Regions from separate parts of the Homo sapiens genome. Here regions 1 and 3 are each linked to region 2. The links are chromatin contacts, found by Hi-C or POLR2A ChIA-PET in ENCODE. All regions are on one chromosome and are shown on one strand. The core of a region is the stretch at or near the end of the contact, and the rest is flanking DNA. Distances in the headings are between cores, read along the strand shown. Region 1 holds the start of LINC-ROR (long intergenic non-protein coding RNA, regulator of reprogramming). Region 2 has its middle 31 kb from the start of ATP8B1. Region 3 overlaps WDR7 (WD repeat domain 7).

Region 1 (3,841 bases), core at 867-3,366, 760 kb before region 2:
CCTGCACAGATGGGACACGGCTTAGGAGGAATCCTGGGCTGCAGGCATTCCTTGGCCTGGTGGCCAGATTTCTGGCACTTGTAGCAAGCTCCTGGGGGAGGAGGTTCTGGAGGAACGCCTGGCTGCTGCAGTTCAGGCATTTGGAAGTTCTTGTGTGCTGGAGATGTGGCTGGGATTCGTCTCACAGTGGAGGCAAGGAATTGCAACTTTTCTCTATTATTGTACACCTTGAAGGCGAGGTTAATTAAATCCTGTTGTGGGGTTTGAGGGCTGGAATTTAATTTTTGGAGTTTTATTTAATGTCAGGAGCAGATTGGGTAATAAAATGTATTTTGAGAATAAGACGGCCTTTTGACCTTTTAGGGTCTAGGGCTGTAAAGTGTCTCAGGGTTGCTGCTGAACGAGTCATGAATTGGGCTGGATTTTTATATTTGATGAAAAAGAGCCTAAATGCTATCTGATTTGGGATAAAGAAAAAGGAGCATTAACCTTGACTATGCCTTTAGCTCTCCAGCCACCTTTTTAAGAGTAAATTGCTGGGCAGGTGGGGGAGGGCTAGTCACGGAATGAAACTGTAAGCCGGACCGGGTGTGAGGAGGGGAGGTGATAAAAGGATTATAGGGTGGAGGAGCAGAGGCTGAGGAAGAATTGGGACCTAGCTCGGCCTGGCGAGGAGCAGCCTGGGGAGGAGGGGAGAGGTCAGATGGGTCTGTAGAAAAGGAATATTAGAAAGACTCAGCGACGCTTGGGGTTGGGACTGAGGGGACAGGTGGGAGGGTAAAAAGGAAGATTTGGGACAAGTTGCACTGGGCACAGAGACTAGGGAGGGACCAATGTGTAAAAGAATGCCTGGACATCAGGCACCTCAGACCATTTGCCCATTTTACGACAAGAATTATTTAGATCTTGCAGGATGGAAAAATTGAAAGTGCTGTTTTCCGGCTATTTGGAACTACTGTCGAGTTTGTATTGGGGTCAAGCGGCATTGCAGAAGAAAATAAGACACTTAGATTTTAGGTCAGGTGAGAGTTGAAGAGGTTTTAAGTTCTTAAGAACACAGGCCAAAGGAAAAGAAGGAGGAACGGAGGGTGGAATTTTGCCCATAGTGAAGGAGGCAAGTTTAAAGAAAAGGGAGAGTAGAGACACGGAGGGAAGCGGTTTGGGGGTTCTTACCCTCCAGAAAAGCAGGAAAGGGGTCAGGGCACAGAGATACAAGGTTGGGGTGCAGAAATAAGGGATCAGGGCACAGAGAAATAAGAGGTTGGGGTGTGGAAATAAGGGATCGGGGTGCAGAGATATAAGAGGTCGGGGCACGGAAATAAGGGATTGGGGTGCAGAGATAAGAGGTCAGTGCGTGGAAATAAGGGATTGGGGGGCAGAGATATAAGAGGTTGGGGTGTGGAAATAAGGGATTGGGGCACAGAGATACGAGGTTGGGGTACTTGCCCTCCTCTAAAAAAGCGGGACTTGCCACTAAGAGTGAAGGAGAAGGGGTTGGGGGTTTCTTGCCCCCCAGAAAGGCAGAGAAGGGGTAGAGACACAGAGAGAAGTGGTTGGGGTACTTGTCCCTTCCCCAGAAAAGCGGGACTTGCCGCTAAGGGTGAAGGACCAAGGCAGGCGTCCCTGCATGGTCTGACACCTCTGAAACCTGGAAGAATAATCAGAGAGGCTTCCCTGCAATGATTAAACACCAAGGGAAGGCTGCCTTCCCTAGTCCGTGACCAGCGCCAGAGTTTTGGGTCCACGGATAAAACGTGTCTCCTTTGTCTCTACCAGAAAATGAAAGGAATTGAAATTAAGAGAAGGGAGAGATATTGAAGTGTGGCGCCAAGATTGAAAGGAGAAAGAGGTTGAGGGATAGTGAGGGAGGTTGGAAAAGAGAGTAAAAAGAGGCCACTTACTGGATTTGAAATTGGTGAGATGTTTCTTGGGCTGGTTGGTCTAAGGACCTGAGGTTGTAGGTGGATCTTTCTCACGGAGCAAAGAGCAGGAGGACAGGGTACTGATCTCCCAAGGGAGGTCCCCCTATCCGAGTCACATCACCAAATTTCATGAGCGTCCGTGTGAAGAGACCACCAAACAGGCTTTGTGTGAGCAACATGGCTGTTTATTTCACCTGGGTGCAGGCGGGCTGAGTCCAAAAAGACAGTCAGCGAAGGGAGATAGGGGTGGGGCTGTTTTATAAGATTTGGGCAGGTAAAGGAAAATTACAGTCAAAGGGGGTTTGTTCTCTGGTGGGCAGGAGTGGGGGTCGCAAGGTGCTCAGTGGGGGTGCTTTTTGAGCCAGGATGAGCCAGGAAAAGGACTTTCACAAGGTAATGTCATCACTTAAGGGAAGGACCAGCCATTTACACTTCTTTTGTGGTGGAATGTCATCAGTTAAGGCGGGGCAGGGCATTTTCACTTCTTTTGTGATTCTTCAGTTACTTCAGGCCATCTGGGCATGTACATGCAAGTCACAGGGGATGCAATGGCTTGGCTTGGGCTCAGAGGCCTGACAAAGCCCCTTAGGGAAATTATCCTGTGAGTCCACCAAAGGATTTGTGCTTATGAGGTGGACTCCTAGAAATGAGGGTTCTGCATCGTGACCGAGCCACTATATCCTCCTAAGTGTCTGTACATATGTGTGTGTGCATTTCTGTGTGTCCATATGTGTGCATATGTGTATGTGTGCATGAGTGTTCATATGCGTGTGTGTGCACTTGTATTATGGTCATGTGTGTGCATGTGCTTATGTGTGCATGTATGTGCGTGTGTGCATGCCTGTGTATTAATATGTGTGTGCATGTATGTGTGTGCATATGTGTGTGTGTGTGGTCTTTATCTGCCTGTTGGATTGATATGGGAATATGGGAATGCTATTTGGCTGGTGCCGACCTTCTTCTGATCTGCACAATGGCACTGCAGCACTGTAGAAAATATATTGATTGATTGATTGATTGATCTTTTTGAAATTAAATGAGCAGGGATCTGGGAGTCATGAGACCTGGGATCTGACCAGTGGATCAGTCAGCAGATATCTATTGAGCACAGGGAAGCACTATGCTGGGCACTATGGAGGAATCGAAGAAGCAAATGATACTCTTCTGCCTCCAGTTAATAAAAGTGTGTGGGGCAGTCACCAATTTCTGTTGGGCCCTCTGACTATGAATCCTGAAATCACAAAACTCTGGAGTTGCACAGGGGCATGGGAATGCCTTCGCCCTGTCCTCTTACCTCCTGGATGAGGAAGCTGAGGATGAGGGAATTGAGCTGACTCATGTCATGTTCCATTGGAGTGTCCTGAATTCCGGTCTGTGATTATTGACCAGTTGAACAGCTCTGCCTTTCCGAAAAGATCACATGGGCTCTGCTCTCATTTTTGCCAGGGGACCCAGCAGAAATGAGGCCTGCCCATCTTCAGAATTTATCTTCTATCAGATGGGCAGGGCAGCCCCTCACAAGTGCTGGGAAGCTCAGCAAAAATGTCCTTGGAAGGTACTTTTCGTCCATAGCAGGGGGATGAAAGTGACTCGGATTAGAACTGCATTATTATAATGATTACACAACAATTAACTTTTATCTTGCAATAACTAAATTCCAGATGCTTTGCCGAGGGCTTTATATGCATCATCTATTTTAACTTTCAGAACACGATGTGAGTACTATTATTATCTGTGGTTTATGTGTAAGGACACTGAAGCTCAGAGAAGTGACAAGACTTGCCCAGTGACACATAGTTGGTGCCTGGATTTGCGCATGAATACCAGCTCCAGTGGTTGAGCAAAAAATCTCATCAACTTAAGTTATTTTCGTTTCTACGATTCCCAAGGACAGTCTACCATTTATTTATTACTAAAAG
Region 2 (3,817 bases), core at 57-2,556:
CTTCTAAGACAGAAAAGTTCTCCAAGTCCCCACTCGACCCAGGAAGTCCAGCTGGCTTCACCTCTCAGAAGGAGTCTCTGAGCAGAAAGGACCAGCTGGTGGAGAACGCACCGAGTTTTATAGTCCAGTTTGAGGAGGTGTTGTCTGATTTACTAGGCCTCACAGATTGGTTCCATCATGTATGACATTTACAAAGCTCTCTGGGAAGGCTTGTCGCCCTACCCTAATCTTCTTATGCAAATGGACTTTCCAGTTGATGGGGGCCATATTATCTGCTTCTTACCGTACACGTGGCTGGCAGAGAAGGCAAGATGGAGCCACCATCTTGAAAAGGTCTAGTCCTTAGTTCCTGCTGGCATTCATCTGTGCAGCAAGCTGCCAGCTTGCTTGTCTATGTCTGCAGCTCAACTTTTATCAGCTGCTCTTTGTTAGAAAATTATTTGGGGCTGCTTTTCATTAAAAGGAAAGCCCTACCAAGGACTCCCATGCCCTTGCTATCTCCCTAAGTAATTCCTTTTTACCTCCTATATCACCACAAGCCAGCTTTCCTGGGAGTCCCCTAGTTTCTCTCCAGGCCCTAGGTCACTTCCTATCACCACTGAATCTGTCAGCATCTTTTTGGTGCACTCAGGCCTCCTGGCTCTCCTCCTCAGTATAGCCTTGAATTAATCACCAACTTATCACATAGTGAACAGATGTAGCCTTTTCCAAATCACTCAGGGTCTTCATTCTGAACCCAAATCACCACTCTGTGCTTTAAAATATCTCTCCCTTGCAGTTTGGTGTGGGTGTAGGACTACATTCTGGCCAATGGAGCTTGAGCAGAAGTGATACATGCAACTTTCAAGTCATGCCCCGTGCCCGTTCTTTTCTTTCTGCAGGAGGGAATACAGATGAATTGGCAGGATCAGGAGCAGCCATGTTGCACCAAGAGAAGATGAAAAAAGCATATGTTGCAGATTGCAAAGTAACTAGGTAAGCATTTGAGTCCCTAAAACTATTCCTGGTATGACTGGTAGCGGCATACTAGCTTGGACTTTTTTGTGTCAGAGAAATAAACCTTCATCTCACTTAAATCAGTATTATTTGGGGCCACTCTCTCTGTAGTAGGAGTGAAACTAGTATCCTAACTAATTTAACTGTCAAAAGAAAAAAAAATATGAGGCGAGAAAATAAGGAATCAAGAAACAAAAGTCAAGTTTTACTCACTTCATAGCTTGGCTCAAAAGCAACTTTAAATATGTGAGAAATGCAACAAATGATAATCATGCATACAGAGAAATTCCTCAAGTGACAAATGCTTTTACTTTCATTTCCTTTCTTGAAAATTGACAGAGTAAGATTCAGATGCATGTACTGACACTCACGTCAGTAACATCGGCTCAGGTTAGACTTTGGTCGTCTTATCCTTCGACTACCTAAGGGACTCATGGCCAGTATATTTTACAACCCCCAGTGCCAGTTACTGAATTCTCACCTGAGAATGAATTCCCTAAGTCTGTAATGTTTCATCATCTTGCAACACAGATAAGCCTGTGTTTAGAGCAGGCTTTTCCATATGAGTCCCTCCTCTTTCACACTGGGGCTGAGTAGAAGGTGATTGACCTGCCTGAGACTTTATCAGTTTGGAGTTCATGTTCCATGTGGTGTTGGAGGGAGCAATGGAGGCTGTGAAATCAGACATCCTGCTTTTTGACAGGGTTGTTTGATGACTCACCCAAGCCATTTTTTATTCTCGGTGCATATTCTAGTTTCCCTTCTCCCGACAGTAGCCTGATGCACCTGTGCTTGCACTGTCCTTAAGCCTGTTGCTATTGTTATGTGGTGTCACTGAGCCCAACACTGCGTGCGTGTGTGTGTGTGTGTGTGTGTGTGTGTGTGTTGAAAGGGGTAGGAAAGTGAGGATGATTTTCAACCATTAAACCCTTAAGGGGCCATCTTCTGAAGCCTGGCATCATCATTTTTGTTCTCAAGAACATTTAAGTCAAAAATAACAAGGTTCCTTTTGCTCATCTTCAAATTATTTTACTTGTTTGATCCAACTGCTAACTAGAAGGTGAATTCTTTCTGCTGTCATTTCATAATTCTAGTGTATTAAAAAGAGATGGGGGCTGGGCACGGTGGCTCATGCCTGTAATCCCAGCACTTTGGGAGGTCAAGGTGGGAGGATCACTTGAGGCCAGGAGTTCAAGACCAGCCTGAGCAACATAGCAAGGCCTCCTACAAAAAATTTTAAAAATTAGCTGGGCATGGTGACACCCACCTGTAGTCCCAGCTGCTTGGGAGGCTGAGGCAGGAGGATTGCTTGAGCCCAGGAGTTTAAGGTTGCAATGAGCTTCAAGTTTTTATACCTTCAATCATACCATTTGTGGCTTAGGAACCCCTAATATATTACATGGAGGGTAATGTAGACACCAAGAAAATGATTGAAAACAATTTATGCCTAAATACATTTGTATTCTTCTTTAGAGAAACCTAGTAGACAAACTAAAAGCTACTAAGCAAATAAATCAAGGTACTGTATTTTACAAAATGACTCAATTTATGCATCATTTAAAGAGTGTGGATCCCTTGGGAACTTTAAACATGGTTGCATTAGTTAAACAGTTGCTTCATTCAGATCCCTCTAGGAACTTGGGCAGCACAAGGGAAGGGGGGCCTCTGTTCCTACTGTGTGGTCCTGGTGATCTGTGTAGGTATCTTCTTTTACCGGGTTAAGTGATAAAAACGGTGTCTTGTGCTCTTTTATCCAAGTCCAAGGAGCATCTTTGTGGGTGTGGGGTTGCAATTATACCTTTCCTCCCTGGGCTGAATCCACAAAGAAGAAGAGAAAAATAACATTTCTGGAGACCTGGCCAAGCCCTGGAATAAAATGGTTGCCTGAGAGAAACTGCAAGTTTGGGAGGCGGGGACTCTTTTCATTGTAACCAAGAGTGGAGTCCTCCATTTCTTTTTCTTTTTTCTTTTTCTTTTTTTTTTTTTTTTTTTTTTTTTGAGACGGAGTCTCACTCTGTCGCCTAGGCTGGAGTGCAATGGCTCAATCTCGGCTCTCTGCAACGTCTGCCTCCTGGGTTCAAGCTATTCTCCTGCCTCAGCCTCTCAAGTAGCTGGGATTACAGGCGCTTGCCACCAGGCCCAGCTAATTTTTTGTATTTTTAGTAGAGATAAGGTTTCACCATGTTGGCCAGGCTGGTCTCGAACTCTTGACATCAGGTGACCCACCCACCTTGGCCTCCCAAAGTGCTGGGATTACAGGTGTGAGCCACCGCGCCCGGCCTCCTCCATTTCTTTTACTTTCCTTTAGTCAATAATGGAGACAGTGAAGGCATAAAAGTGTTCATGCTAAAGACCATTTTGAAAATCCAGCCACTTCCTGTCTGTTACACTCCAGCTGCCTATGTCCTCATCGTGTAATGGGAGGGTCACTCTAGAAGAGGAATGGGCCACCGACTGTCTAATGTGACCATCCTCCTGCTGAACTTGGGGAAAATGTCACTTTTTGCTCTGAACCCAGACCTAACCTCTGGATCTTGCTCTATGCCATGCTCCAGAAAGCCACCACTATCAATGTGAGTTGCCACAAAAATTCAATTTTTTGTTTAATAGACTTAGGATCTTCAGTGAAACTTATGGCCATCCCCAGTGGTCACTTCCATCTCTAACATCTCACGACTTTATGAAAATAAAACAACCAGCTATCATCAGGGAGAGAACACAGAGTTAGGAGTTAGTGGATAAGGGTGAGGGTCATGGGTGAGTTACTTCCCTTCTCAAGCCCCCTACTCTCTCCTTCAGATCTACATGTTACTGTCTCAGG
Region 3 (3,410 bases), core at 156-2,655, 830 kb before region 2:
GCACTCTCTAATTACTCAGAGAGAGTGATCTAGTTATTCACCATTTTGTTACTCAAAACTCAAACACACTTTCTAAATATAGAATGAACAAAACCATGTTGTTACTCAGGTTTTTGATCTCCATAAATAGCAAAATGTTCAGGGATTAATCTAGTATTAAATAGCTGTCTTTTCAAAGTTAAATTAGATGCAAAATGTAATGATTTGGATCACACGAATCTTTCAGTAAATATTTTTTAAAATATTATGATTGTTGGATTTAATAATCCTTACGTTAAATATGTGTTCACAGTGCATATTCACAGAAAATCACGGGGCCCTTTATGGTCTGTCTTCAGACTAATTTGCCAACTATGCTTATCTGACTCCACTTCATTCCTTGCACTGTAAATATTGATCATTCTGGAGGGCTTTTTGTTTGTTTGTTTTTCCCCAACAAGCTATACTCTCCTTCCTTTAGGCTTTTGAATATAGTATTCCCTCCGCATGGAGGGTGTGTGTTATACCCTTCACATTATATGTATGTTATATCATACCCTCCGCATTATATTATACCCTCCACATGTGTGTATGTGTGTGTGCGCGCACACACACACCCTAGCCTTTGTAATCATTCATACCCAGAAAATCTCCAAGGTTTCTCACCTGGCCTACACAGTAATCCCATAATTTAACTTCTACCTGAGGTTATGGGTGTAGGAGGAGGTAAATGAATGTCTCCCTGATTTTAGCTTAGAGCTTTGGATGAATCTAATATCTAGGAGCTCCAGATAGGTAATCTCATACTTCCCTCTGACATCCCACACATACCACCCTGGCCTAGTACCACACATATATTCCTCCTGTATATCCAGAGATGTTAGAAGTTATATGTCTCTGGTGTCTACAGTAGACAATTAAGTTCCTTGGGGCTGGCTTGGACCTTGAAATGCTTTTCCCCATAGAAACTATTATAAATAGTACTTAGGAGATTGAACTGGCACTATAAATTCTACAACATTAAGAATTCTCTTGGCTTTTGGAAACTGGCCCAGAAATCTATCTGTCGCATTGTTCCTGTTTAAAGGTGTGCAGAGTTCCAAACAACTGAATTCCAAACAAACTTTAGGACCTCTCATTTGATGGCTGCCCATGTGGAAACACTGCAACCTACTAAACGTAAAAATGTCACTAGCAGGTCATTTTAAAAATTACCACATTGCATACGGAATAGCCAGGAGTGACACAGTAAATATACAGAACTACAAATAGAAGGATTTCTTGTATTTAAAGTTATATTAGTTATCAATATTTTACAGATCAAAACAGTTCTTACAGTTTCACTCTTTTTTAACTTTGCAAGCAGAATTTGCCTTTCAGTGAGCCCATTATGACATTGAGTTCTGAGTTTTTCATAGCTGGAACAGGAAGTATGAGTCAGATTTCTCAGTGAAGTCTAAACTTTCCAAAGATGAAACCCATAAATGGCATTTGTAGTTCTGTATTAACTCGTACTCACACCTTGAGTTGAAGGCCTGTATCATATTTAAAGAGTACTCTTGGGTTTCCTGGTTGACTTCCTTTGTAATTTAACCTTTGGCAAAGCAGTTATAAACTCTGACACCTGAACAGTCATAAATTAAAAATCTGTATTTTATAATACCGTGTCAGGCATCTTAATGTACAATGCTGTATCTAACCACTAATCTCAATTGACTGTTAAATAGAAATGTTTAGCATAAAACTATTATCATATTATAAAAAACTGTTTAAAAAAATGATGTCCTTATCATTTCTAAACTATAAAAGCAACTAAATGTATGTTAAATAATTTTTTTTGTTAATAATCTTCCTTTTTTAAAAAAAGCAGAAGCACAGTTTTAGGGAGCATGCATTTACCATATAATATTACACTTACCATGTAATGTTATAATTTTAATTTCAACATTTAAAGTGATCTGGCAACTATGACTCTCATCTCTGAGCAAGTAAAATATTTTTATGGAAAAATAAAATAGTGCATAGGAGTATGAAATTGTTTATACCAGGAAAATCTGATAAACTTTAAGATTTCAAAGACAAGCTAATATGAAATCTGGAAGACTGTAAGCCAGTGACTTATGGTGGTTCTTCTGAGGGATGGGATTTGATGAGTAAGTATATTTGGGTAGGGTTTTCAGTTTTATTATAAGTACCCCAAAAATAGTAGTACTATAGGTAATTTTTAGTTTCTTTTTTTATATTTTTCCCGGTGTTTTTCAAAGAAAAAAATATTTAAATCAGGGGTGTCTTAATCTTTTGACTTTCCTGGGCCATACTGGAAGAAGAAGAATTGTCTTGGTCCACACACATAAAATATACTAACACTAATGCTAGCTTATGAGCTAAAAACAAAAAATCTCATCTTTTAAGAAAGTTTATGAATTTGTGTTGGGCCACATTCAAAGCCATCCTGGGCCGCATGTGGCCCATAGACCACAGGTTGGACAAGCTTGGTCTAAATAAAAATTATGCTTCTACTAAAAATTATTTTTGCTAATGCAAAGTTCATATATAAAGTCTTTTAAGCCTCAGAAGTGTGTCCAAACTACCTTCTCATATACTTACTCCTAAAGGAAAATATTATATTAAATGGAAAGCTTCTGGTTGAGTTTTAGATGCTTTTTTCTTTAAAGTGAATAAAATTAGCATGCATAGTATTAAAGTGTGCCCTTAATAGCATCTGTAATAAGGCATAGAATGTTATTTTAAGGCACACGTCTCTGGGTCACATGCATGATAGTAATTATGAGCAGATTACTAACAAAGTGCATTCTGTGTTATAAACAGAGAGCATCACAGGATTCACGTCTGCTTGGAAAGAACATAAGTTAAAACATCAAAGCAGTTTTTTTTTTTTCTTCAAGATTGTAGTTATTTAGATAGCTTGTCAGTGGTAGTGCAACAAGTGGGCTTGTGTTATTGATTTTCACCTGTATTACCACAACATTTTTCATTGACAAATATTAATTGCTTATTAAGTACTAAAGAGTTTGATGGTCCAAATATTGAATTTTGTAATGAATTGACCTTTTAGTTTTGCTTATCATTAGGCAGTATGATTGCATTAAAGATACAAAGGTTTAAGCCAATATATCTCCCACTTTAAGAACATTAAATAGATATTCCTCTAAAATTTAATTTTAGTGATAGGATATTCACTTTCCCTTTCATTCAGGTAAATTACCTTTGGCCAAACTATAGGGAATGCTTATATAAATATGAATTGTGTGGCTATAATTAGTAGTAAAGTATCCAGCATTTTTTGCATTGATTCTAGCTTATGAATACAGAGACTAATTGAAATTTGTATCAAAACCAAATTGGTGATTATGATCACTAATGTAGATTTTTTAAAGTCATTAATTTGGTTAATTTTTTTGTGTGTTCGA

What was found. Hi-C counts contacts between places; a loop is a spot of excess contacts on that map. ChIA-PET counts read pairs that join two places held with the same protein, here RNA polymerase II (POLR2A). Pooled maps may share reads with other maps.
Region 1: a loop to region 2 is called in a map with no recorded cell type, with 5 times the contacts of the local background. The contact joins the promoter of LINC-ROR here to the enhancer-like site in region 2. A Hi-C loop is called at or near these places in 29 of 37 single-sample maps with no recorded cell type and 5 of 50 pooled maps.
Region 3: a loop to region 2 is called in a pooled map, with 5 times the contacts of the local background. The contact joins two enhancer-like sites. A Hi-C loop is called at or near these places in 7 of 37 single-sample maps with no recorded cell type and 10 of 50 pooled maps. POLR2A ChIA-PET finds 5 or more read pairs at or near these places in 1 of 52 experiments (GM12878).

What each region holds. Positions count from the first base shown.
Region 1 is chr18:57,070,003-57,073,843 of GRCh38, forward strand. LINC-ROR (long intergenic non-protein coding RNA, regulator of reprogramming) reads right to left here and starts at 2,117. Exons shown (of 5, transcript NR_152602.1): 1 at 1,902-2,117; 2 at 1. RefSeq lists enhancers at 1,536-2,249, 2,250-2,963.
Region 2 is chr18:57,832,230-57,836,046 of GRCh38, forward strand. No RefSeq gene overlaps it. Among named protein-coding and RNA genes, the nearest start is that of ATP8B1, 31 kb to the left of the region's middle. RefSeq lists a silencer at 548-842 and enhancers at 1,220-1,419, 1,460-1,549, 1,590-1,639. Within about 2 kb of position 1,307, at least 6 of the 41 ENCODE cell types and tissues checked have a DNase peak (open chromatin) inside an H3K27ac peak, as active enhancers do; they include GM12878, where a contact is called at or near this core.
Region 3 is chr18:57,003,451-57,006,860 of GRCh38, forward strand. All of the region lies in intron 26 of WDR7 (WD repeat domain 7), which reads left to right. Among named protein-coding and RNA genes, the nearest start is that of WDR7-OT1, 35 kb to the right of the region's middle. RefSeq lists an enhancer at 1,528-1,577. Within about 2 kb of position 1,406, at least 2 of the 41 ENCODE cell types and tissues checked have a DNase peak (open chromatin) inside an H3K27ac peak, as active enhancers do; they include GM12878, where a contact is called at or near this core.